3 separate regions of the Homo sapiens genome follow, and regions 1 and 2 are each linked to region 3. A link is a loop called in an ENCODE intact Hi-C map of the cell type or tissue named here. Cell type or tissue: OCI-LY7. All regions are shown on one strand. Links, peaks and the distances in the headings refer to the core of each region. The heading gives the core; the rest is flanking DNA.

What was found. A loop is a pair of places that touch in the nucleus more often than their neighbours do. Peaks named below come from ENCODE experiments on the same cell type or tissue, not always from the same donor. Only the 100,000 strongest peaks of a DNase experiment are listed, where the experiment ranks them.
Region 1: it touches region 3 in a loop (3-fold over the local background); 8 of 110 quality-filtered maps call a loop at or near these places.
Region 2: a loop joins it to region 3, with 6 times the contacts of the local background. A loop is called at or near these places in 11 of 110 quality-filtered maps.

Annotation. Positions count from the first base shown.
Region 1 is chr4:73,307,447-73,315,815 of GRCh38, reverse strand. All of the region lies in intron 3 of ANKRD17-DT (ANKRD17 divergent transcript), which reads right to left. Among named protein-coding and RNA genes, the nearest start is that of ANKRD17-DT, 52 kb to the right of the region's middle. In OCI-LY7, for the core only: CTCF peaks have their summits at 4,159 (motif pointing left), 7,187 and 7,399; DNase peaks (open chromatin) are centred at 4,165 and 7,365.
Region 2 is chr4:73,336,803-73,345,171 of GRCh38, reverse strand. All of the region lies in intron 3 of ANKRD17-DT (ANKRD17 divergent transcript), which reads right to left. Among named protein-coding and RNA genes, the nearest start is that of ALB, 63 kb to the left of the region's middle. RefSeq lists enhancers at 1,365-1,866, 5,085-5,584, 5,585-6,086. In OCI-LY7, for the core only: CTCF peaks have their summits at 3,399 and 3,601 (motif pointing left); a DNase peak (open chromatin) is centred at 3,611.
Region 3 is chr4:73,569,730-73,578,098 of GRCh38, reverse strand. It overlaps RASSF6 (Ras association domain family member 6), which reads left to right. Exons shown (of 11, transcript NM_177532.5): 9 at 1,368-1,486; 10 at 1,592-1,689; 11 at 1,789-6,549. The coding sequence ends at 1,864. Among named protein-coding and RNA genes, the nearest start is that of RASSF6, 47 kb to the left of the region's middle. In OCI-LY7, for the core only: CTCF peaks have their summits at 4,023 and 4,223 (motif pointing left); a DNase peak (open chromatin) is centred at 4,198; H3K27ac peaks cover 3,696 bases.

The DNA.
Region 1 (8,369 bases), core at 228-8,227, 260 kb after region 3:
ATGAGCCTATTAAGAAAGCAATGGTATGGTCATAGATAGAGGCTAACTGCCAGCCTCTTTGATTATTAAGAGCTTCTTCCATGGTAAAGACTTTTTGACACGCTTTCATTTGGGACAATATTCTCATATTCTGGATCCATAGGAAGACATCTATCCTTGTATTTTACTTTTCAAACTCCTTGTTTCTAAGACTCTAATCTTCCTCCTTCTAGTTCCACTAGCCAGTCACCATAAATGGGCATAGATTCTTGATTCAGGCTATGGTTTTCATAACTGGAAAATTACCTGGGATACTCAAAATTCTACCTATCAAGAGGAATTCATTTTTCATGGTCCTTAAGAGCTAACCCTGATTAGATTTGTAGGGAGGTGGTAGTCTACTTTCACCTAGTGCCAGCAAATTATGTTGACTCATCTGTTAACCAAGGTCAGAGATTTAGGTCATAGGTAACTTGCCATGAGGTCATAAATGAAGTTGAGAGAAAAATGACAACGAAGCAGAAGTAGCACACTCAGAATATGAATCATAAACACATGTATCCTTCTTGTGCCTCTAGATATTCTCCGGCTCAGTTCCACATATATTACTTCCTTTTTATAGTGGACTGCTACTAGGCATGACTAACTTGGTACTTTAATGGATAACATGTGGTTCATCATGATCAGCTCAGATCAAGTAGTTATCCAGACTAATGGTCAGGAATTTATGGTCTATAATTATGGTAATCACGCCAATTTGCCTTAGTAATTAAGTACTCTAATTTCTGTCAACCTAGGATCTTCACATTCTCACTGAAATTAAGGGTGCCCTCAAGAGGCATTCCTAATTCATTTGTTTTCTACTTTTTCTTTCTTTTTTTTTTCTTTTTTCTTTTTTTTTCTTTTTTTTGAGACAGTGTCTTGTTTTGTTGCCTAAGCTGGAAGGCAATGTCACAATCTTGGCTCACTGCAACCTCAACCTCCTGGGCTCAAGTGATCCTCCTGCCTCAGCTTCTCAAGTAGCTGAGACCACAGGTACAAGCCACCATGCCCAGCTAATTTTATATTTTTCATAGAGATGGGGGACTTGCTATGTTGCCTAGGCTGGTCTCAAACTCCTGGCCTCAAGCAATCCTCCTGCTTCGGCCTCCCAAAGTGCTGGGATTATAGGTATGAGCCACAATGCCCATGTAATGTATTTCTTGTTGTTGCTTATTGGGCAGCTACCTGAGCCACAGGTAGCTCAGAAAGACTCTCAAATTGTTTGTTTGTTTTTTAAAACAGAAACAAGGTTTTACTATATTGTCCAAACTGACCTCAAGCTCTTGGCCTCAAGTGATCCTGCTGCTTTGGCCTCCTAAAGTGCTGGGATTACAGAAGTGGGCCACTGCACCCAGACTACTGTCTAATCTATTTCTAACAGATTTGGTGAAGAGGTTATCTCTTGAACCCTCTTGAGGGATTTTATTAGGAGTGAGGAGAGCAGAATGCAAACAACAAATTAATCCACTACTTCTACCTTAAGATTTCTACCCAAGTCTTTTAACTCTTGTATTAATATCTTTTCTTCTCTAGAGCAGGTCCATTTCTGTTCATATGAGCTATGGTCTGGATTTCAGTCAACCAAACAAGAAAACAATTAAAACTACTCCCATATGTTTAAGCTAGGATATTAAAAGACTAATTTCTGACAAGGTTACCCATACTGGTAACTTCAGTTACGTCTTAAAATACATTCCTCCCTTATTTATATGTATACATTAACCAAATCTTCTTTTCATCACTGAACTAAAATAATATTTTTCTTAAACTATTTTAAAGTACAAGCTTTATCATCCTGGGGGTTATGCTATAATATCACTCCCCTAATACAAGTTCAAGCTGAGGATCTGGTTTTCATTATTGGTCTAGACATAATAAGTGTTAAGAGTAGAGCAAGAAGAGGACTGGCTTCCTCCTGCAATATGACTTCCTTACGTAAAGTTGTGACAGGGTTGTAAAGCAAGGTAAGAACAATCTCATGAGTCAAATGAAGGTAAGCGCTCCTGGAGGCAAGGGAGTCTCTATGAAGAGGAATCAGTATTTTCTGAGTCAATCAAATTAAATCCTTTCATGTATCCCATTTTAGTTTGGGGGGACACTACTCTTTCATTATCAAACTCTTACTTTCACATACTACACAAGACTGTGAATTCAGCTGAGTTTGGAATTTGGAAACCTATATAATTAAACTTTGAATTTGATCTTTGACTATCTCAACCCTGTGGCTGCAAGAAAGGAGATATTCTTTTAGCTGGTTTTCAATCTATGCCCTAAATTAGAATTTTGAGAATGTCATTCCTTTTTTATTTAGCTGTTCAGCGTCTTTAGAAACAACACCTCCAGCCCATTCCTGATACCAATTTATAAGAGTCAGGATTTTTAGCTAGAAACAAAAAATAACCAAGTTCAACTGATGAAGCAGAATAGGACATTATTACAAGGATTTGGGGGTAGTTCATAGAATCATTAGGAATCCTAGACAATTAGGGACAGGGCTTTGCACCAAAAACTATGCTCAAAATCACACCATAGAAATGATCTAATGAGAACCCCACTGTGGCCTTCACCAAACAAAAGTTGTTGCAACCTGCACTGCACACAGAACTGGCTCTGTGTACTAAATGCCACTAATAGCATAGCTTCCATTACTGATACAAAGTTTAGTCCTGCTGCAACAATCAACACAGCTGTGCAGAGTCCTCTCTTCTGATGCATTGGCTCTCAATTTCAAGCAGAGAAACAAGACCATGTGCCCACATCCTAGGTGCAAAGGAAGCTCACGAAGCAAGTATTTGGCATTTTCAGTGTTTATAGTGGAAAACAGGGTCGGCCTCCCACCATACTCATAAAATGGAAAGTTCCCAAAACATAGGCATATTAGTTGACGAGCAGCCAAAATGAATGACAAATGTCAAGTGTGATTAAAATTGTGTGCACCATATGTACCCTATTATGCATAAATTTGATCTCTAGAATTTCTAATGCAATTCTCACACACGTGCAAGACAAAAACAAAGACTTTTTTGAAGCATTGTATGTAAAAGCAAACATGTGAAAAGAAATCAAATGTCATCGGTAGAGGATTAGATAAATAGCTTGTGATATGCTAATATGATTTTTTTTATTTAGGTATTGAGAAACTGAGAGTTTTATATATGATTTTTTTTTTTTTTCTGAGGCGAAGTCTCGCTCTGTTGCCCAGGCTGGAGTGCAGTGGTGCAATCTCAGCTCACTGCAAGCTCCACCTCCTGGGTCCATGCCATCCCCCTGCCTCAGCCTCCTGAGTAGCTGGGACTACAGGCGCCCTCCACCACACCCGGTTAATTTTTTTTGAATTTATTTTTAGTAGAGACGGGGTTTCACCGTGTTAGCTAGGATGGTCTCGATCTCCTGACCTCGTGATCCGCCCGCCTCGGCCTCCCAAAGTGCTAGGATTACAGGCATGAGCCACCGCGGCCGGCTCCATATATGAATTTTTAAAAGACTGCCTTTGAAGTGCTCCCAAAGGAGAGTGAAGATAAACACAAATGTATATCATTAGGACATGTATAATGTATCAAAGCCTCAAATGGTATGGGACTGAGGTGGTACTGTTAGAAGAATCTGCCTGTGCTTGTGGAAGGGACATCACAGAGGAAAAAGATACATATGTAAGTTAGGATTTAAAAGATACACAGGAATGTATGATGTAAAAGAGGAGGGGTACATTCCAGGCAATACAAATTATGTTTTTAAAGTCACTAAAGCTTGTTATAGCACACTATTTTTCTGAAAAGTAAGTGTTTGTCATGTTTGATATTAAACAAACAGGACTTCATGGCAGTGTTGTAGCATGAGGGAGGACCTCCAGGAAGAAATTTTAAGTTTCTAGGAACTTCCCTTCAACCTCAAACTAAAGTAAAACAAAAATTAAATGAAATAGCAGATAACACTCCAATTTTTGTCCCACTTGAAACTGCTATGGTCACATTACATCATGTCACTGAAAAATCTTCCTACAAATAACAGTTATATTTGGCAAATCAAAGATAAATAATTTCTTCACAGAAAACTAGTCACTAATACTGTGGAGTTACTTTTCCACCTTAAGTAAAAAGAAAAACAAAATTTGCAAATATTGCCATCTAGTGGCTTCAAACTGAAAAAAAATTAACTATACTTTATGTGAATCATTCAACCATGTTTCCTAGGAAAAGTTTCCTTAGCAGTTCTTAAATAAACAAATATTACATTTGTGTCTCTGCTTGAAAAGAAAGGGCTCAATTTAGGCTACTAGGCTTCAAACTTTTGCTTCATCATTTACTAGCTGGATGACCACAGGCAAGTTGCTTAATCTCTGTAAAATGCACATAATAATAGTACCTACCTGCCAGAGTTGTTAAGAAGAATTAACGAGAAGATCGTAATACAGTTGTTTAGTGCAGCATGTCACTCATATTATACACCCAATGGGTAGTAATAATTATATTGCTTAAGGGGGAAAGAGTTGCAAAACGTAGGTTGTTAGATTGAAGTTTGAGTGACACAGCATTTAAAATGACAGTACTTTTGTTGGCAGTTTGGGTTAGAGCATTATACTTTTTTTTTTGAAGTAGTAGAAACATTGTAATGGTATATTGTTGCTATCTAGATAGCAGCTATCAATAACTGGTATTCTCTAATTTTGAAAGATCCTTGAATCAAATTATGATTGCGATTTACTGTTACAATATTTGTAAAGTCCAATTCATCCCTGATTTGATCTCTTAAGAAAATATACATCTTTCTATAAAAGCATATATGGAAGTGGAGGAAAAGGCAGCTTTACCAGTTGGTTAAAAAAATTGAGGCTCATATAGGATGCAAACAGTCTTAAAACTTCCTGTCATGGAGACAAGGCAGATAAAACTGGTTCTCTCTATTTATGACATTATTTGAGCTATAGTACTGCTATGACTTATTTTATTCTTCAAGACAGTCCTTGAGACTCAGTTTAACTTAATTTCACCTGTCCAGTGAAGCAGAAACAGCATGATTGTTAAAATGAATTTGACAAAAATGTCTCTTAAGATTTCCAAGGATATGATGACAAAATGTTTATGATAGCACCACTGAGAATTTGCAGTTAGGCAATCAGCAATATTCATAGTATTAATGGACTGGAATCAATCTTGGGGGAAAAAAAGCATGCCACAAAAGTCAGTCATGAACACCCCTTCTTGGATGTTTTTATCAAAAACTTGGACAAATTGAAAACTTGTTTCTTCTAAGTTGTATAATATTTTGGGTGGATAGGTTTTGTAGGCAGCCTTTAAGATGGCTCCAGTCATTCTTGCCATTCCAGTATTCACACCTTTGTGAAATCCCCTCCCCTTGTGTGTGAACTGCACCTAGGAACTCACTTCTAATCAATATAATGCAGCATGAGTGATGGGCGTCACTTCTGAAATTAGGTTACAAAAAGTCTGTGGCTTCCATCTTGCAAGTTCTTTTTTCTTCCTCTTGCTGACCAACTGTGATGTAATCTAGTTACCAAGTTGTGAACTGCCCACCTGGCAAGGAAGCAAGGGGGGACCTCTGGCCAACAGTCCGTTAGGGACTGTATCCTGCCAATAACTACATGAGAAACTCAGAAGCAGATTCTATTTCAGTCAAGTCTTCTGATGAGACTGCAGCCCAAGCCAACTGCTTTATTATATCCTGGGAAAGAACTCAAGGCAGAGGTACCCAGACAAATCAATGCCGTGGATTCCAGAACCACAATTTAGATAAAATATTTTGTATTTTAAGCCACTAAATGGTAGGGCTATTTGTTACACAGCAACAGATAACTAATACAGTTCACCAGAGGTTGGCAAATTACAACCTGTGGGCCAGATCTGGTCTGAGGCTTGTCATTGTATGGCCCTTGAGCTAAGAATGGTTTTTACAACTAAAAGAATTGTTTGTATTTTATTTAATAAAAGAAAAGGAATACTATATAAAAAAGATCCATAGCCCACAAAGCCTAACATATTTACTAGCTTTTTACAGAGAAAGTTTTATAATTCCTGCAGTAAATAATATGACCAATGACAGCCAAGATTCAAAATGATTGCCTCAACTGACTAGAATAAAGAAGTGAAGTAAATGAGATAAAACTTGGCAGTCATTAATAAAAAGTTCCATTCTTAGGTTCAAAAATTCAATCTCAGAGTTATAGGATAACGATTATGTGACAAAGATTGGCAGATTTTAGTGGATTCCAGGCTCACAAAGAACTAAAATATAATGTGATGCTTAAAATAAAAGTTAATATAATCTAACTTTGCATTAACATCCAGCTGATAAAAGAATGTTAGCTCAAGACTATCTATATGAGTCAGAGCATATGTGAAGTATTTTAACATGAATCATTTAAAAACTGTTTAGAGACAGTGGAAACGGTTTTTGTATAAGGCTCCTCAAATGTATTTCCTTAACTTATTGCAAAATGCATTTTTTTTCCATCAACTTGGTAGGTGAAACCACTGGTATCCAAAATTATGCATTTTATCGGTAGCAATCTCTGTATTTTTAAACTCAGCTCTTCCTTTGATACCTATTTGTGTTTTACAACAGGTTTATATTTTTCTTTCTTTTTGTTTTCTTTACATGTATTCCCAAAAAAGTAGGGGTAAAGGAAAGACAACCAAGGACGTGCATGTATTTGAGAATGGAGGTGGGAGGTTGGTATATTTAAGAGTGTTTTGTCCTACATATCTTCTTTAATCTCTTGAGATTTGGTCTATCTCTGTCTATTTATGTTGGCCTATGCTATACACATGTGTATATATATATATATATATATATATATATATATATCCCTGCAAATAAATCCCAGAGCTTTGAGGTAAAACTCACTGCACAATAAAATGTTTCTAGAAACAAGCAAAAAGCAGACAATCTTCACTAATTCTGAATTCACATTTTTGCATGTTATGAATGAGGAGCATAGAAACTAACCAAATGTTACAGCTTATTTGAGTTCAAAGTGTTTTGAAGGTTGACTGGAGATATGATGTACCCATAGACACAATTAGCAACATTCATTCCTTATTTCATGCCTTATTTACTGTCTCCTCACTTTTCTAGAGAGCTGCTTCAGTTTATTTTAACTTCCTAGGTCACAATTCTCTGTTGTTTACTGTTATCTCAGAGAAATTGTTCTAAATGTGTCAAGCAGAGCCTGACTCAGATTCAGTGGCTTCTTCAGCTTCCATGCCAGCCGGTAGGACAAAGAGGACTGCTGACAAAAATAGAATTTGGTGCTGAACCCTGAAAAGCAGAACTGTGGAGGCACTAATCAAGTTCCTCTGAGGAAGAGTATTTCTGCCTCAAAATGTGAAAAGTGACTGCTATTTTCATACTCTAGAGGGAGGTGCAGACTAGCACTAAACTGACTCAGTATGGTGAAAAGACAAGAGAGATTAGAAGAAAAGATGGAACACACAAAGGAGAGCAGAGAATCGCAGTGATAACGCTTCTGCTTATATTAAATCACTATTTGAGTGAAATTACTTAAATACTTAAGGTTAAAATTTAAATCTCGAATCTTTATTTGGGTAATACTCACATTTGACTTTCTTTTGTACTACAAGTCCAACACTGGTAGTCCTAAACAAAAAATTCCTTTTTTACATTTAAATCATATATCATGATACTCTATAAAAACCTTTAACCACCAAGGGTTTAGGTGGAAATCATAATGTGTTAAGCCTCTTAATTATAAGCGCCTCCATAAGAAATTTATTTCTTATAAATTTGAATTTGGTTGCTAGGAGATGCAAGGGGAAAAAAGGTTTTTTAAGTTACTCTAATAGTTTAGTAAAAAGAAACAGGAAAACAGTAAGTCAATAGATTGGTCTGCTTGTTAGAAAGAAAATTGAAAACATAGATGGCCATTGTATTTGTTGATTTATTACAAAGTAACTTAACAGAGATTATTTGAAGTCTTCAATATGTTTAGAAGATGACTCAATGCTCAATACGATTTCACTTGTCCAAGAATTGGAAAGCCACGGGTCCAGAAAATACTCTTTTGGGCATGAGATATATAGTTATGTGGCTATTGCATCTTCATTTTAAATGAGTTTTCTCAGCTACCATGTACTAGCCATAACAGATTCATGGGCCAATTAGAGATGAAATACTTCCAAAATTACTATTGCTTAATGTCTATTTTATCATTCAATTATTATTACAAATATGCTATTATTTGTATTAATTTATATTATTAAATATCATTATTATAAAATTTTATATCCATATAACACTGAATTTGCCTTTATTCTTCTGATTTTTATGAAGTAAACAAACAAAATGGCAGTAAAGAAAAAGAAATATGATTG
Region 2 (8,369 bases), core at 157-8,156, 230 kb after region 3:
TCTCTGATCTAAACCCATCCTTCTTTTCTTTATTTTGTAAAGTTGGGACAGAAACTTTGAGAATTGCGTTTCCCCTTTGTCAGTTAATTCCTGTTAAAATCTGCCAAAGACAGCTGCAGAAGAAGATTATAAAGCAGGAGGAAGACCAATATATTTTAGAAAGAAATAATATGGATAACAGCAGCAGTAGATAAACTGGGAAAAAAAAGAGGCAACAGAGAAATTCATTAAACAAATAAAATAAATCTTTAAAAATATTAATAAAATTTGAAAACTTCTGGCACAATTGATCAAGAAAAAAAGAGAAGCCACAAAAAAAATTGAACTGAATAAAAGGAATAGAGAAGTAGAGCTACAACAGAAATGAAGAAAGAATACTGAGGGTTTCTGCCTCAAGGAATGGCAGATAATTTATCTCTTATGAATACTCTGACTCCCAGTGGAAAATGGAATAGAGACAAAGTAGAAATGTGGGATTATTGGAACATATAATAAAGAAAACTTCCAACATAAACAAAATGGATTAGTATAATGAATCGTGAAAGAAGTCGGAACTTAAACATTGGAGGACAGAACACTACCATAGCTGCAGGTATTTCTGGGATGGCAAAATAAGGCTAGTTCTGGGAATATATAAAGAAAATGGAAATTGGAACCAAATGCTTCTTCAACATAAAAAGCCATTGCTAGGGTGAAGCTGACACAAACAGCCAGCTAACAGAAAGGAGCAAACAAAATTGGAAAATATTCAAAATACATAATGCATAGTGATAGTGCAAGTGTGTGCCAAACGTGCCCTCATACACTGTTTATGGTAATATTAATAGTATACAACCTTTCTGAAGGCAATGTGGCAATATGTTTCAATACCATAAAAATGTACATACTGTTTCATAAGGTGATCCACATTTGGTAGTTTGTTTAAAGACAAGATTCAGAGATGTGCCTCAAAATTTGCATTCCTAATGGTAATAAAATACATTCAACATGGGAATAGAGACCAAACAATTAAGCTGAGCAAGGATTATGCCCAAATCACCTCCTCCAGGAAGCCTTTCAGACAATCTATAAGGTGAAGTAGCTACCTCATCTGTGAGCTCCCATTGTCCCCTGCACTTCCCCCTAATTCACCACGCTTACAGTAGGCCATAAGGTGATGGTTTGATTATTTCTCTTATCCCCATCTGATGGTGTCTTTATCTCTGTATCTTCAGCACCTGCTCAAAGAAGGATTCAATAAATATTAATTGAATAAATTAAAGAAAAAAATAGGAAGAAAGGATACTTTTCATGAAAAAGGCATTGATCTGTAGACATGACAAATATGTGTAGGGATAAATTCATATTTCTTTTAATTAAAAAAAATCAATAGCCGAGTCTTCCACTTTATGAACAACGTAAGGCCTGTGCTGAGTTTCTTTCATTCACTTCGCCAGATCCACACCACACCCTTCTCCACCCTGGTCTGTGCTACAGGAAACTGACCTGCATGGACCGTGTCTACTGAATCCCTTGCCCTCTAGGTTCCATGAGGTTCTGTCAGTGGGAAGCCTGGTGGCAGATTGGGGTTGATAGGAGAATGAGGTAAGACTGTTAATTTCCTTGCTCCCTGCCTGCTGGGTCATTGTGAATCATTTGGTCTCTCTTTGGGAAGCTTCAGCTCTGGTTGGGCAGTTATCTCCAAACAGCCACCCACTCTGTGTTACAGTATCTGCTCTCTCCCCTTGCTTCTTCAGGCCTAGAAATAATACGGTCTCTCAGGCTGGGTGCAGTGGCTTACACCTGTAATCCCAGTACTTTGGGAGACCGAGGCAGACAGATCACTAGGTCAGGAGTTCGAAACCAGCCTGGCCAGCATGGTGAAACCTCATCTATACTAAAAGTACAAAAATTAGCCAGGCATGGTGGCACATGCCTGTAATCCCAGCTACTTGGGAGGCTGAGGCAGGAGAATTGTTTGACCCCGGGAGGCGGAGGTTGCAGTGAGCCGATATCGAACAACTGCCCTCCAGCCTGAGTGACAGAGTGAGACTTCTTCTCAAAAAAAAAAAAAAAAAAAAAAAAAGAAAAGAAAACAAAAAAGAAAAGAAAAGAAACGAAAAGAAAAGAAATAATACTGTCTCTCCATCTTGCTAGATCTGGCATAGTTGGGTTTTCTAAACTCTGCCTGCAGGTTTGTAAAAAAGTCCTCTTCTCAAATTACCTGGTTCGAATGGGCCCTCGGATTCTTGCCAGAACCCTGACTATTAAAAGGCCTTCATTCACAATTCTGAATAAGATCTTGAAAAGGGGACAAATTTTATGGTTGACCTTAGTATCCTCTAGTGTTTTTTTAATCCAAAGATATAATGATGAATATCAATAGGATCCTTTAAGGCAGTGTTAATTAGCAGAAATGTGCTAACAGTTTTACTATGGGCAAGCATTAATGCTTTTTAAAATCAATAATATAAACTATAGTTAGAAAATAGCATAAAACAAGCTGTTTCATAGCAGAAAAAAAGCTGTAAACCAGGAAAAACATTATCAGTTTTCTCTCCAAAGCAACGATGCAATTTAATCTTAAAATTCTAAAGAACAATAAATATTAAGAATCACTAGACAATAGGTGTCTCCATTATGCTATCCATTTTTATGTCCTATACTTTCAGTGTTTAGAACAGCACCTTGTACATGAGGACTGAGAAACTACTTATTCAACTAACTAATCAGGAAGCATACTGTAAACAAAACATAAAATATCATCTGTATAAAAAGGAAGATTTTACACTGAGAATATGAAGTGACAGTCTGGTTATTAATAAAGACATAAGTGACCAAAAGATCTAGAAAATAGTAAATACCCATAAATAAATACATAAAAATGATTGATATGTACATAGACTAAAACTATTGGACTTGTATGAAAACAGTAGATACCATTTGTTAAGTGAATACATCTATTAAGTACTTCACATATACTATTAATAGCTTCAATGCGCACATTCCTGTTACGTGGAGGTAATTAAGGAAGGCCTAGGAGGGGGTGATAGCTGTGTTAACCCAGAAAGAAGGAACAGGAATTGTCCAAGAAGATGAAAGGAGAAAGAAAGTTCCAGGTAGAACACCAACTTGTGCAAAATCACAGAGACAAGAGAGAAGGATGCATTTCAGGAACTTCAGACATTTCAGTCCTGAAGAAGGGGTGAAAGTTGCCAGGAGACAAAGCAGGATTTTATCATGAAGACCATGGGAAGCCATTATTTCTACATAGAAATATCATTATCTAACATTTGTTTTAGGCAAGTGTATGGCAAAGCAGTGTAAAGATGATTGTTATTAAGACTAAAATGAATAATAAGGGCAAGTAATAAATATACTGTAAAGCACAGACACTCGTTCTTATCTTTCTTAGGTTTTTGCTACGCTGCTTTTTGCACCCCTGCATTATTATACCAGTCTACATTCTAAGAAAAGTCACCTTTGGCTTTGTGCCCCCCAGTCAGCTGTTCAGTCTGTCCGGCAGATCCCCATTGGCGTTTATACCAACCAAATCTTTTGGAGTTGTACATCCTTTGCCTAATGCCCTAACAAGGCTCTACAGCACTCACTGGGACAAGAGCACCACCTTGTGTTGCATCACTGATTGTTCACAATTCTCAACATGCTTTGTTTTTGCTTGAGCTAGAGCTACTTGTGGCTGAGGCCTTTGAAGCTTCCTCCCAGGAGTAGCATAGAATAGAAAATTGTTAACAAATATTTTTCCAAATATAAAAAAAATGGAGCCCAAGCCCTTTTTTCAATACAGTAATAGTGCCAATGCCTAACATTAGTATATTGGTTACTACATGCTGGAAAATGCTTAGCTTATGTCCTCTGAACTCTTGCTATTTACTATTGTTTTTAACAGATTTATGCTTTAAAAAATGTTTTTAATACAACTCAAATTATGCTCTAGGAGCTAAAAGTCAGTTAAATGTAAACTTACCCTGTTCTGTCTTATAGAATCCCACAGTCAGTAAGTTTTTTAAAAGGATTCCAAGGAGTTCTTAGAAAGTACATTCCTTGATGTCTGCAAGCCTTTGCAAGCAGATCAACTATTTAAACTATTTTAAAAGAATTACTGTAGAAAGAAGTTTTCTTAAATTCCTGGAGAAGGAACATGCATAGATTCTTTCTGCCTCCTCCTCATTACACCACTCCACAGGCAGTTTTGCCTTACTTTTCTATTGTTCTGGCTTTATTTCTTTCTCATATTTATTGCAAAATAAGCTCCAAATAAGTAGAAGTTTATTAGTATTTTCTTAGAGCAGAAGCCAATATACCACCACTAAAAACACCACTGAACACACATGATGAACATGCAATACAAATTGAAAAGTCCATTAATGTATTATTGTTCCCATTTCAAGATGGGAAACTGAAGCTGAGGGAGGATTATAGAAGTTCATACATCTAGTAAGTGGTACAGTCATTTCAAATCCAGGTCTCTTGGACTCAGCACTTGTGACCAAAACCATTATGCTTTATTGTCTCTAACCATAGCATTCCAAATCATAAGCACATATTAATACCAAACATCTGTTAAGTATAATCCAAACAAATTATGTGCAAATGTCAAAACTGATACAAATTTGGAAAAAAGTTGATCATTCAAAACTTACTGCAAAACTACAGTAACCAAGGTGGCTGGCAAGATGGCCAGCTAAGAACAGCTCCAGTCTGCAGCTCCCAGAAAGATCAATGCAGAAAGTGGGTGATTTCTGCATTTCCAACTGAGGTACCCAGCTCATCTCATTGGGACTAGTTAAACAGTGGGTGCAGCCCACGGAGGGCGAGCTGAAGCAGGGTGGGCCGTCGCCTCACCTGGGAAGTGCAAGGGGTCAGAGAACTCCCTTGGAACTGGGTAACAGGCAGAGGCTGGAACAGTTTGGAGGACTCAGAAGACAGAAAAGTGTGGGAAAGTTTGAAACTCCTAGAGATTTGTTGAATGGCTTTGACAAAAATGCTGATGATGATATGAACAGTAAGGTCCAGGCTGAGTTGGTTGCAGATGGAGATGAGGAACTTATTGGAAACTGGAGCAAAAGTGACTCTCGTTAGGTTTTAGCAAAGAGACTGGCGGAATTTTGCCCCTGCCCTAGAGATTTGTGGGACTTTGAACTTGAGACAGATGATTTAGAGTATCTTGCAGAATAAATTTCTAAGCAGCATAGCATTCTACAGATGACTTGGATGCTGTTAGAAGCATTCAGTTTTAAAAGGGAAACAGAGCTTAAAAGTTTGAAAAATTTGCAGCCTAACAATGCAATAGAAAAGAAAATCTCATTTTCTGAGGAGAAATTCAAGCCAGCTGCAGAAATTTGCATAAGTAACGAGAAGCCAAATATTAATCTCCAAGACAATGGGGAGAATGTCTCCAGGGCATGTCAGAGACCTTTGCAGGAGCTTCTCCCATCACAGACCTGGAGGTTTAGGAGGAAAAAAATGGTTTCATGGGCAGGGCCCAGGGTCCCTGTGCTACGTGTAGTCTAGGGACTTGGTGCCCTGCGTCCCAGCTGCTCCAGTCATGGCTGAAATGGCCAACACAGAGCTCGAGCCATGTCTTCAGAGGGTGCAAGCCCCAAGCATTAGCAGCCTCCACATGCTGCTGAGCCTGCAGGTTCACAGAAGTCAAGAATTGGGGTTTGGGAACCTCCGCCTAGATTTCAGAAGATGTATGGGAATGCCTGAATGGCCAGGCAGAAGTTTGCTGCAGGGACAGGGCTCTCATGGAGAACCTCTGCTAGGACAGTGCAGAAGGGAAATGTGGGGTTGGCTCTCTGCGTGGGGTTGGGCCCTCTTGCATCAGTGTGACCTGGATGTGAGACCTGGAGTCAAAGGAGATTATTTTGGAGCTTTAAAATTTGACTGCCCCACTGGATTTTGGACTTGCATGGGCCCTGTAACTGTTTTGTTTTGGCCAATTTCTCCCATTTGGAACAACTGTATTTACCCAATACCTGTACCCCCATTGTATCTAGGAAGTAACTAGCTTGCTTTTGATTTTACAGGCTCATAGGCAGAAGGGACTTGTCTTGTCTCAGATGAGACTTTTTACTGTGGACTTCTGGGTTAATGCTAAAATGAGTTAAGACTTTGGGGGACTGTTGGGAAGGCGTGATTAGTTTTGAAATGTGAGGACATGAGATTTGGAGGGGCCAGGGGTGGAATGATATGGTTTGGCTCTGTGTCCCCACCCAAATCTCATCTTGAATTGTAATCCCATAATTCCCACATGCGGTGAGAGGGACCCAGTGGAAGATAATTTGAATCATGGGGGCAGTTTCTCCCATACTGTTCTTGTGGTAGGTTAATAAGTCTCATGAGATCTGATGGTTTTATCAGGATTTCCCCTTTTACATCTTTGTCATTTTTCTCTTGCCGCCACCATGTAAGAAGTGCCTTTTATCCCTCGCCATGATTCTGAGGCCTCCCCAGCCATGTGGAACTGTAAGTTCCTAATTAAACCTCTTTTTCTTCCCAGTCTCAGGTATGTCTTTATCAGCAGCATGAAAATGGACTAATACAATAGCCCAATTTAAAAATGGGCAAAGGAAGTGAATAGATAGTTCTCCAAAAAGGATATACAAATGGTCAATAAGCACTTGAAAAGATGATCAACATTATTAGCCACCAGGGAAATGAAAATCAAAACCACCAGATGTCATTTCACACCCAATAAGATGACTACCTGAAAAAAGATAGACAATAACAAATGTTAGCAAGAATGTGGAGATATTCAAATTCTCATATATTGCTCATGGGACTGTAAAATGGTGGTAGCCACTTTGGAAAATAGTCTGACAGTTTCTCAAAGGGTTAAACAGAGTTACCACATGATCCAGCAATTCCACTCCTAGGTATATACCCAAGAAAAATAAAAACGTATCTACACAAAAACGCACACACAAATGTTCATAGCAGCAGTATTCATAATAGCATAAAAGAGAAACCACCCAAATGTCCATCAATTGATGAACGGATAAACAAAATGTAGTATATTTATACAATGAAATATTGTTTAATAATAAAAAGAAATGAAGTAATGATACATGCCACTACATGCATAAACCTTGAAAACACGTTAAGTGAAAAACCTATCACAAAGGACCACATATTCCATGATTTCATTTATATGAATTTTCAAGAGTGGGAAAATTACAGAAAGTAGATTGGCAGTTGCCTGATGCTGGAGAGGAAAAGGAGATTGTAGGGTGATGGCTAGGGAATGTGGGTTTTTTGGAGGGGGTAATGACAATGTACTAAAATTGTGTTGATGGATGCATAACTCTGTGAATATACTAAAAACCCTTGAATTGTACACTTTAAGTGGGTGAATCATATGGCATGTGAATTATATCTTTAAAAACCATAATAAATTTACTTGTGATGGTCATTCAGGAATATTTTACTTTGCACACAGAAGCACAGGGGCATGTGATGATGCCGAGACAAAATCTTAGGTCAGACATAAATATGAAAACTGCAAGTCTCTAAAGCCTCATGTAGCTGCTCCTCAGAAACATATTTAAGACATAATTGGTTTCAAAAACAAGAAAGTTAGTGAACAAACAAAAGAAAAGCATATAAAGTAGTAAAACTGCTGCAAAGATTACCTTGATGATATTAAAGACATAAGTTCATGGGAATAAGTCACTGCCATAGGCAAAGAGAACTTACTTTCAGGTTCTCTTTGCTACAGTGAGCAGAGAGAAAAATGAATCAATGTTCTTGTGCCATAAATGAAGTATGGATAAACTTAGACACTTTTTAGCTTCTTTAACCAGGCTTAAAATGACAAAAAGCAATATATAGTCAAAACATTACTTCTGGAGAAGCCCTACTCTTGAATTTATCTTTGGAAATTAAGAATTGCCAAGGAATATTGCCATTTGGGGGTAGGCATGCAATATTGTAATAATTAATTTCTTTTGAAAAATATCCATTTTTACTTAGAAGAACCATTCAGTAATTCAAGGCAGAAATTTCTTTTTAATATTTAATTTTAATTTTTGTGGGTACATAGTAAGTGTATACAATTATGGGGTACATGAGATGTTTTAATGCAGGCATGCAATGTTTAATAATCACATCATGTAAAATGGGGTATCCATCCCCTCAAGAATTTATCCTTTGTGTTATAAACAATCCAATTATATTCTTTTTATTATTTTTAATGTACTATCGAGTTATTATTGACTATAAAAAGTGACCCTATTGTGCTATCGATTACTAGGTCTAACTCTTTCTATTTTTTCTGTACCCATTAACCATTGTCCCCAGCCCCCCACTACTTTTCCCAGCCTCTGGTAACCATCCTTCTACTCTCTATGTCCGTGAATTCAATT
Region 3 (8,369 bases), core at 66-8,065:
CCATTTTCTTTTATATTTTGTGTCAAAATTTTGCATATATCCATAACTGCAGATAATAATAACTAGGTCAGAAGAGAGCATATGGCTCCTGTTTGGGCAGTAATCTGGAAAACAGAGATAGGTGGGTTTTAACTTTATATCTACAAAGCCCATTACAGTGTATCTCACACTGTAGTTCATTTCAGATTACCTATAGAGTTCACTTAAAATACAGATTCCCAAGTCCTTCCAGATCAGGGGACAACTCTAGGAATATGCATTTTTAATAATCATCATCATAATTTTTTAATCATTATTTTTAATAATCATCCCATAAAGCAGAATCATGAAGCAAGAGGATGCTAAGCCAAGTTAACATTGGACCTGAAGGTCAAAAGAGGATTCTGGTGGGTGGATGAGAGGAGCTAAGTTGTCAAGGCTCCCAACTGCTTCAGAAATGGCAGAGGAATTAGAACAGTAAACACTGACACTATGTGAACAGGAATGGGTAATATCACTTTAATTGTGGGGAGGCTGGGCTTTTGAGTTCTAGACTCTCTCTTGACTCTTTTCCTGGGATAAGTCCAGCTCAGGGAATGAGAACAGTTCTCACTGTTCTGAAGAAAGTAAGCAAGGTGAAGGAGAGAATGAGGAAATAAGATGAATATAAGGACACTATGTTTTGTTCATGCTTTATTCTGATAAAAATGAAATCCCAGATGTGAAACTACTTTGACAGAAAGCTATAAGTACTTTTGTAGCAGGAGTATTTATATTATAACTTTTGGAAATTTGAAGTTCTGGAAACACACCAGATTGGAAGATATTTTCTTTCTCTATCTCATTTTCATGGCTGAATGGATTAAGCCCAGATGAATGAATAATAAGAATATTATTGATCTCAAAAACCTCATGAATATATTTTTAAAGATGAGCCAAGAATTGGGTGTGGAGCGAGACAAAGGAAGAATTGAAAATAATTACATGGTTTTGGACCTGAAGAACCAGAAAGATGGAATTACATCAACTCAACTTGGAAAGAACCAATAAATATTTGTTGTATGGATGAAGGAATGGTGGAATGAAACCTAAATAATTATTGAGGCATATTGCTTTATAAAAGGCCTATCAGACCGGAGATTTGTTTGAACACTCTAATCAAAGGAAGGCTGAGTTCTTTGAGACATTAATCAAAACTTGAGATACAGTAAGAGAAAGAAGTTCATTTAAGTTTTAATTTCAATTTGCTTTTTTGAGTAATTGCCTCCTGTTGCAGGTGTTATTTTTTTCAAAGTGAGTTAAATACGAAAAATAAATTGGAAAATTATCTTCCTTCTTTTCCTGCAGCATGAACTTCTGATTGTGGTTGATTCTTGTTTTCACTGCAGAACAAAGACGACTAAAGAAGACAGACATTCCGCTACTGCAGAGGCTCCTACAGGGACCTTCTGAAAAGAATGCTCGCATTTTCCTCATGGATAAAGATGCAGAAGAAATTAGCAGTGATGTATGAATACCATCACCCTGAATCTGTTTTTTGCTTCCCTCCTGACTCAGCACCTCTTGCATAATTGTTCTGCTTTCTTTTTTTTTTCTTCTTCTTCTTTCTTAGGTGGCTCAGTACATTAACTTTCACTTTTCTCTCTTGGAATCCATTCTTCAAAGATTAAATGAAGAAGAGAAAAGAGAGATTCAAAGAATAGTAACAAAGTAAGTCAAGAGCATGCACATTGGATACTCCGTTCTTTAATATGTCCAATGCACAAAATATGTCCAATTTTTAATAGTCTTTCTTCTTCTCATTTTCAGATTCAATAAAGAAAAGGCGATTATACTGAAATGTCTTCAAAATAAACTAGTAATAAAAACAGAGACAACAGTTTAGCAGTACAAGCTTCTATTGCTAAAACATTTCAAAAAACTCAGAGATATTACTCTTTGATGAATGCATAAGTTCTGTACTTGCATTTATACGAACATATATGAGACTTGAATCGTAGAAAATTGAATGTCAAAAAAAGCTCATTTCTTTTTGAAGTGATGAGGTTAATTAGGGTTCACAGTTGGACAAAATGAGTTTGAGTTTAGTTTCAGTAACTGAAATAAGCTTGAATACTGCATATGCCAAATAGCTTTTATAGTAAACCATGTAATGAACTCAAATTTAAATGGTGTCTTCAGATAAGCAGTTTAAACTTCATTTAGCTTGGACTCTCAAGAGAACTGAAACATAATCAATGGATTCAGAAATGACTCAGAAAAAAGAAGCTGCCAGTTCTTGGAATGAAAAAGAAATACAGTCTTACACCATCAAGGAATCTACCTGATAGTGACAGTAGCTTCTTGAAAACTCTGGCATTTTCATAAAATCTAGGACTATCTTAAATGGCCTGTTGACTTCTGACTATCTGTAACATCAGAGCTGTCTGGCCTTTGGAAAGGAAAAATTATGGACTCTGTTAAGAAATCCTAATTGAAATTTTCTGAACCTCCCCCCAGCCCTTTTATTCTCTCTCTTCTGCTGATGAAAGACCTTTCATCAGTTCAAAGCTTTTCTTAAGCTCTTTTTTAAGTTAATTGAACTTTTTCTTTATTTATTTTTCAAAAAAATGTTTATATCACATAGACATATTACATCGGCTAAAGTAAGACTTGGCCCACAAATACCTATTTGTTGCTGAATGAATACAATGGATAAAGCAAGGCTGTTGTAGCTGAAGTTACATAGGGAATCCCAAACTCTGCCCTCTTAGCATCTTATTCTACATGACAACTCTCAAGGTACTCACAGATCTGTTTAACCCACTTGAAAAAAAAACACTAAAAATGAAGAAATGCTATAAGTATAAACTATGATTTTATTTATAAATTCTGTATTAAAATGGAATTATATGCAACATTCTTTCATTCTGTAAACTAATTCCATTTGCATTCCTCATAAGCATTGTAGTAAATTGATCATATTACATGTACTAAGGAATGAGATTATATGCAGTAAACCCAACTGGAAGATTAACAATATTAAAATATGAAACATTTTTAAGACAAAGGCATTACTTCTCAGTATTACCAAACCTAAACTGGTTGAAGGTGAAAGTGTGCTATGGCCTTTTCAAGCCTAAGAAGTCTCTCTTACTGAGTAAACCAGAGGCTTGCATCGCTATTCTTTCACCTGTCAATATTAATAAGAAAATAGTCTCATCTCACTTAAATGAGGCAAATGTAATAGTTAAAATTCAACATACTTATAAAAAACTAGTGTCATGTACCTGCCATGAACATGACAAAAGGTTAGTCTTCAATAGACTGAAATGTATAAGAGAAGAACCAAGTCTTACATAGAAAAAAAAGGTAGATATGAAAAGAAAAATCACAGAAGAGAGAATGCAAATGGCCACTAAGTATATGAAAAAAGTCGTATCTTAACAGTGAACAACTGTGTTAGTCTGTATCAATCAGAAGACAGAAACAAGGTAGTAATTTAAACAGGGAAAGTTTAATATAAATAATAATTAAGCTATGATAGGAGAATAATAATAAAGATGAAAAGAGAAGGTACCCTAAGGCTGAGGGAAAGAATCCTAACAAGGAAAGGCAGGAATGAGGGTTTCAGAATTCACTGGAGAAGGTGTGGTTGCAGCCCACTGGAGAGAAGTTTGCTGGCTTGCCCAGGCCAGAGCAGGACCACAGATACTGGACAAGCTGGTACAGCCAACCCCCTAGGTGTGGACCAGCTGAGGCAGGTGGGCAGATATGCAGAGGGACTTGGGGCTTTGCCAAAGGGTAAGCACAAAGAAGGAGTCACGGGTTCTGTTCGAGGCACTGTTGGGATTAGGAGCCGGAGGGACCTACTTTGCAGGAACCTAGCATAACTTTGTGTGACGAGACTGCACAAGACAAAGCTCAGGCAAGTGGCTCAGTAGTTGGCCAGCCCAGCAGGGTCCTCTGTATGAGTGTGCACCCAGCTGAAGAGAAGAAATGGAGAGCAGCAATTGGAGCTTCAGGACCGGCTTGCACTGTGGCTCCAGGTTATACCACCACTGCCCAAAGCAAAAGCTAGAGAAGCAAGTGGAGAAATGCTGGAGAAAGCTGCACCCTACAGGCAACCAGCACTGCAGAAACCACTCCAGGCAAAGTAGTGAAGGAAAAAAGCCTGCTCTCCAGTAGCCTGGCCTGTCAGCCTGGAGGAATCAGGAAAGACCCCTTCCTCTTGCAGTGTGTCTCCAGCGCCCTCTACTGACAAAGTATGCCATCATGCAAGCTGCAAAGGAAACATTTCAAGAGTCTATATCTATTTTCACGGAGCGGGCAACCAACAGTGAATGTGGAGCTGAGAGACAGTAAAATAATAACTGACATGCCACCGAAGTACAAAGTAAAATAAATAAATAAATACACATTTTGGCCTATTAGCAAAGATTAAGAAATGATAACATTAAATACTCAATAAATCACCATGAGATGGGGACTCAAACTTCTGGTAAAAATACAAATAGATATAATTTTTCTTGAAGGCAATTTAGTAGTCTGTTTATCCTATAATTCTACTTGTAAGATCCTATCATATGAAAATAACCAGAGATACAAAGACATTCTGCAAAGATATGTTTTATATTGTTATTTATTGTGACAAAAGGAAATAAAAAGCCTAAATGTTCAGAAAATTATTTTAAAAGATGAAAGAGGGAAATAGGCCATGGACGGTGGCTCACGCCTGTAATCCCAGCACTTTAGGAGGCCAAGGTAGGTGGATCACTTGAGGTTGGGATTTCGAGACCAGCCTGGCCAACATGGTGAAACCCTGCCTCTACTAAAAATACAAAAAATGAGCCGGGTGCAATGGCAGGCACCTATAATGCCAGCTACTCGGGAGGCTGAGGCAGGAGAATCGCTTGAACCCGGGAGGCGGAGGTTGCATGAGCCGAGATGGCGCCACTGCTCTCCAGCCTGGACGACAGAGCAAGACTCCGTCTCTAAAAAAAAAAAAAGAGGGAAATAAACATTTATTTGTATATTGTTATGTAGCCATTAAAATTCTGTTTCCAAGTAATTTTAATTACAGGGGTAAATTCTTATATATCTAAATAAGAATATACACATACACATGTTCCAAAATATTTATTATGTACTTAAGGCATATATATTATATATGTATGTGTGTGTATATATATATGTATTTGTGTGTGTGAACACTAATATTTGCATATATATACACACAAGAAATAAAAACATGTTAAAAATGGCTATATCTGCATTGTAGAATTATGAGTGATTCATGTTTTTCTAACTTCCCTATCTGTATTAAGTGTTCTATAGTTTATATTTGTTACTTTTTACATCAGGAAATAGTAAAGTTATTATTTAAAACTTATGAACAAAAAAGTAACAAGCACATGCAAGCACAGAGTTCTACCAAATGCAAAAAATTTCAAATCAATTATTCAAATGAGACATTAACATCACTTCTGTGGTAGTTTTATATCCATAAAGTCTGATTCTTCTCCTTTGAAGAGATGAAGCTTAATCTTCCTCATCCTGAAAATGGGCTGGACTTAGTGACTTACGTCTTTTTATTTTATTTTTAATTGACAAATAATAATTGTATGTATTTATGGGGTACAATATTATATTATTATATATGTATACATTATGGAATTATTAAATCAAGCTAATTAACATATCCATAACCTCTTATAATTTCTTTGTGGTGAGAACATTTAAAAATGTACTCTTTTAGCAATTAGGGACTTACTTTTAATACAGGAAAATGGAAGAGACTGTGAGACTTTGAAGTAGGTCATAAAAGTCACTGTGGCTTCCTCCTTGCTCTCTCTTGGACCACTTGCTCTGGGGGAAGTCAACTGCCATGTCCTGAGCAGCCCTGGAAAGACCTACATGATGAAGAACTGAGACCTTCTATCAAATGCCAGCAGGGAATTGAGGCCTCCTGTCAACAGCCATTTTAGAAGTAGATCTTCCAGCCTCAGTCAAGCCTTCAGATGACTGCAGCCCTGTCTAATAGCTTGACCGTAATTTCATGAGAGACCTTCAGCCAGAAAACCCAAGGAAACCATTCTGGATTCCTCATCCTCAGAAACTGTATGAGATAAGAAGTGTTTGTTGTAGTACGCCGCTAAATTTGGGGCAATTTGTTACATAGCAATGTATAGCTCATACAATTTCTGGGAAAAAAATAGTTTATTTTCGAATCATTTTTGCATAATGCAAGAATATAAACTTGTCACAGAATAATTTATCCTTGTTTTAGGTGGTCCAAATATTTCATTGTCAGTTATATATTAGCTCAAATTAAATTTTAGATAATATATATTATTATTAATGGTAAAGAATGTGTCACATTTATCTTTATAGCTTTTCTGTACCTAATATTGTGTCTTGTGCGTAGGATGTGCTCAATAAAAATTGATTGAATAAATAAGTGAATGAAAGAATAAATGAATGAGTGAAGGAATTATCTGAAATATTTTTATAAAATTCCCCATATGTATGTATTACTTATTACAAGTCTGGTCCCATAGCTGAAAAAATATTAAACATTATATATATATATATGTTTTTCCCTGATATAGTGGTATATTTTATTATCTCTTGGCTCTACTATGAAATATTCAGTTAGGTGTCATTACTGTTTAATTTGGTTTAGGGCTATTTAGATTGGTTTTTGAAACTGAAGGGGAAAGAAGCCCCTTGCAATGCAATTGATGAAGTGATAAAGACAGCAGGTATAACTATTAGGTGGAGGCATATATATGGGAAAGAACAAGAAATAGGATGTAGTTACAGAGGGCAAAACCTTTCAATGACATTCATTTGTCTTCTAAATTAATAACATCTAATACCTATTAGATTGAGCCATTTGAAATTGCCAATATTTGACCTACAAAGGCAATGATTTCATATTGTTCAAACTAATAACAACTTATTTGCTGGGCACTACGTTTAATATTCATTACAATTCCATAAGGAAATTATTCTTTCAACCTCATGCTACAGATAAAGAAAGTAAGCCATGGAGCAGTTAGGAGATTTGCCAAGGTTTTTAGTAGAAGAAATAGGTAGGATTTAAACTTATGGCTCCAGAAGCCATACAGTTAACCACCATAATCTGTGGCTTCCCCCGAACTATGCTTCCCGAATCTGCCATTCTAAAATGTGTCCTCATTTTTAAGTGGAATAATAGTACCTACTTCATTGGACAGTTGGGGGAGTTACAAGAATAGCACATGTAAAGCCTGGCACTTTGCACATAAGAATGTGATAAATATTAGCTATGTTATAATTAAACTTCAGTATATTCCCCAACCACCATCGTAGCCTTATCTTCTACTAAGACTTACTGCCCACAGCTATGTCATTTTTGTCTTAAAACCAGCCAAACTAAATCACTCAGCCTTCCCTGAAACACTGCACACTTTAGCACATCTCTTTCTGTTGAAACATTCCCATTTTCTAGTCCCTGGTTAGGGTCCCTTCTTCCATTACCTTTCCTGGTCTCTGTAACAATGTGTGATCTCAAGCTCCTGTGTACCACAGTTTCAGTTAGCTCTGCTCTTGTGACACCAGAATTTTGAAATTTGCCTTTTATTATAATTCTTTATGTGCTTATATCTTGTATAAATGCATTAGTGATCTGGTGAAATCATATTCATATTTGTATTATTCCTTGTAGTATCTAGCACAGTGTATTGAATGCATTAGGTACTCAGCAAATGTTTATTGGATCTAATTCACTAATGCATATGAATGTGTTGAAGTCACTGAAGTGAGGAAAAATAATTAAACTCAAGGAAAGGGTATTAGAATGATAATTAATTTTTTTATAGTTCTCTAATCAAAATAATTCATTTATTTAAGCACTTAGTTTTACTTTATCTTTTATACAAAAATATCTGGAAAAATAAAAACAAGTCCAAATGATACCCATCAGTTCTTTATGTCTTTTGCAGAAAGATTTCCAAAGAAAAAAAGTACTATCACAAATAATCACTTCAAGCTCAAATTAATTTAAGTGCATTATATTGTATTGGTGCCAATACAGCATCACATATTTAGGGTAAAGATTAAAGGTGAAACCTTTAGGAAGGTAACTTTATTATGAAGCTTATGATTAGGAAGGTAACTTTATTATGAAGCTTATTTCATTCAGTTTGGCAATAAACATTTTCAGTATTGGCATAGACAAAAACTCCAAGTTGCTTTTAGGGTTTTGTTCACTGTGGAAACTTGGCAGACAATTCCCAGCTTGGTGTGAGAGCCCATCACATCTACCTGAGCCCTTTGAAAGCTGTTTGATTTCATGTTTCTGTTTCTGCTCTTGAGAAGAAGAAAGCTTGTTGTTGAGAGAGAGGGGTAATTACGGTGGGTTTTCT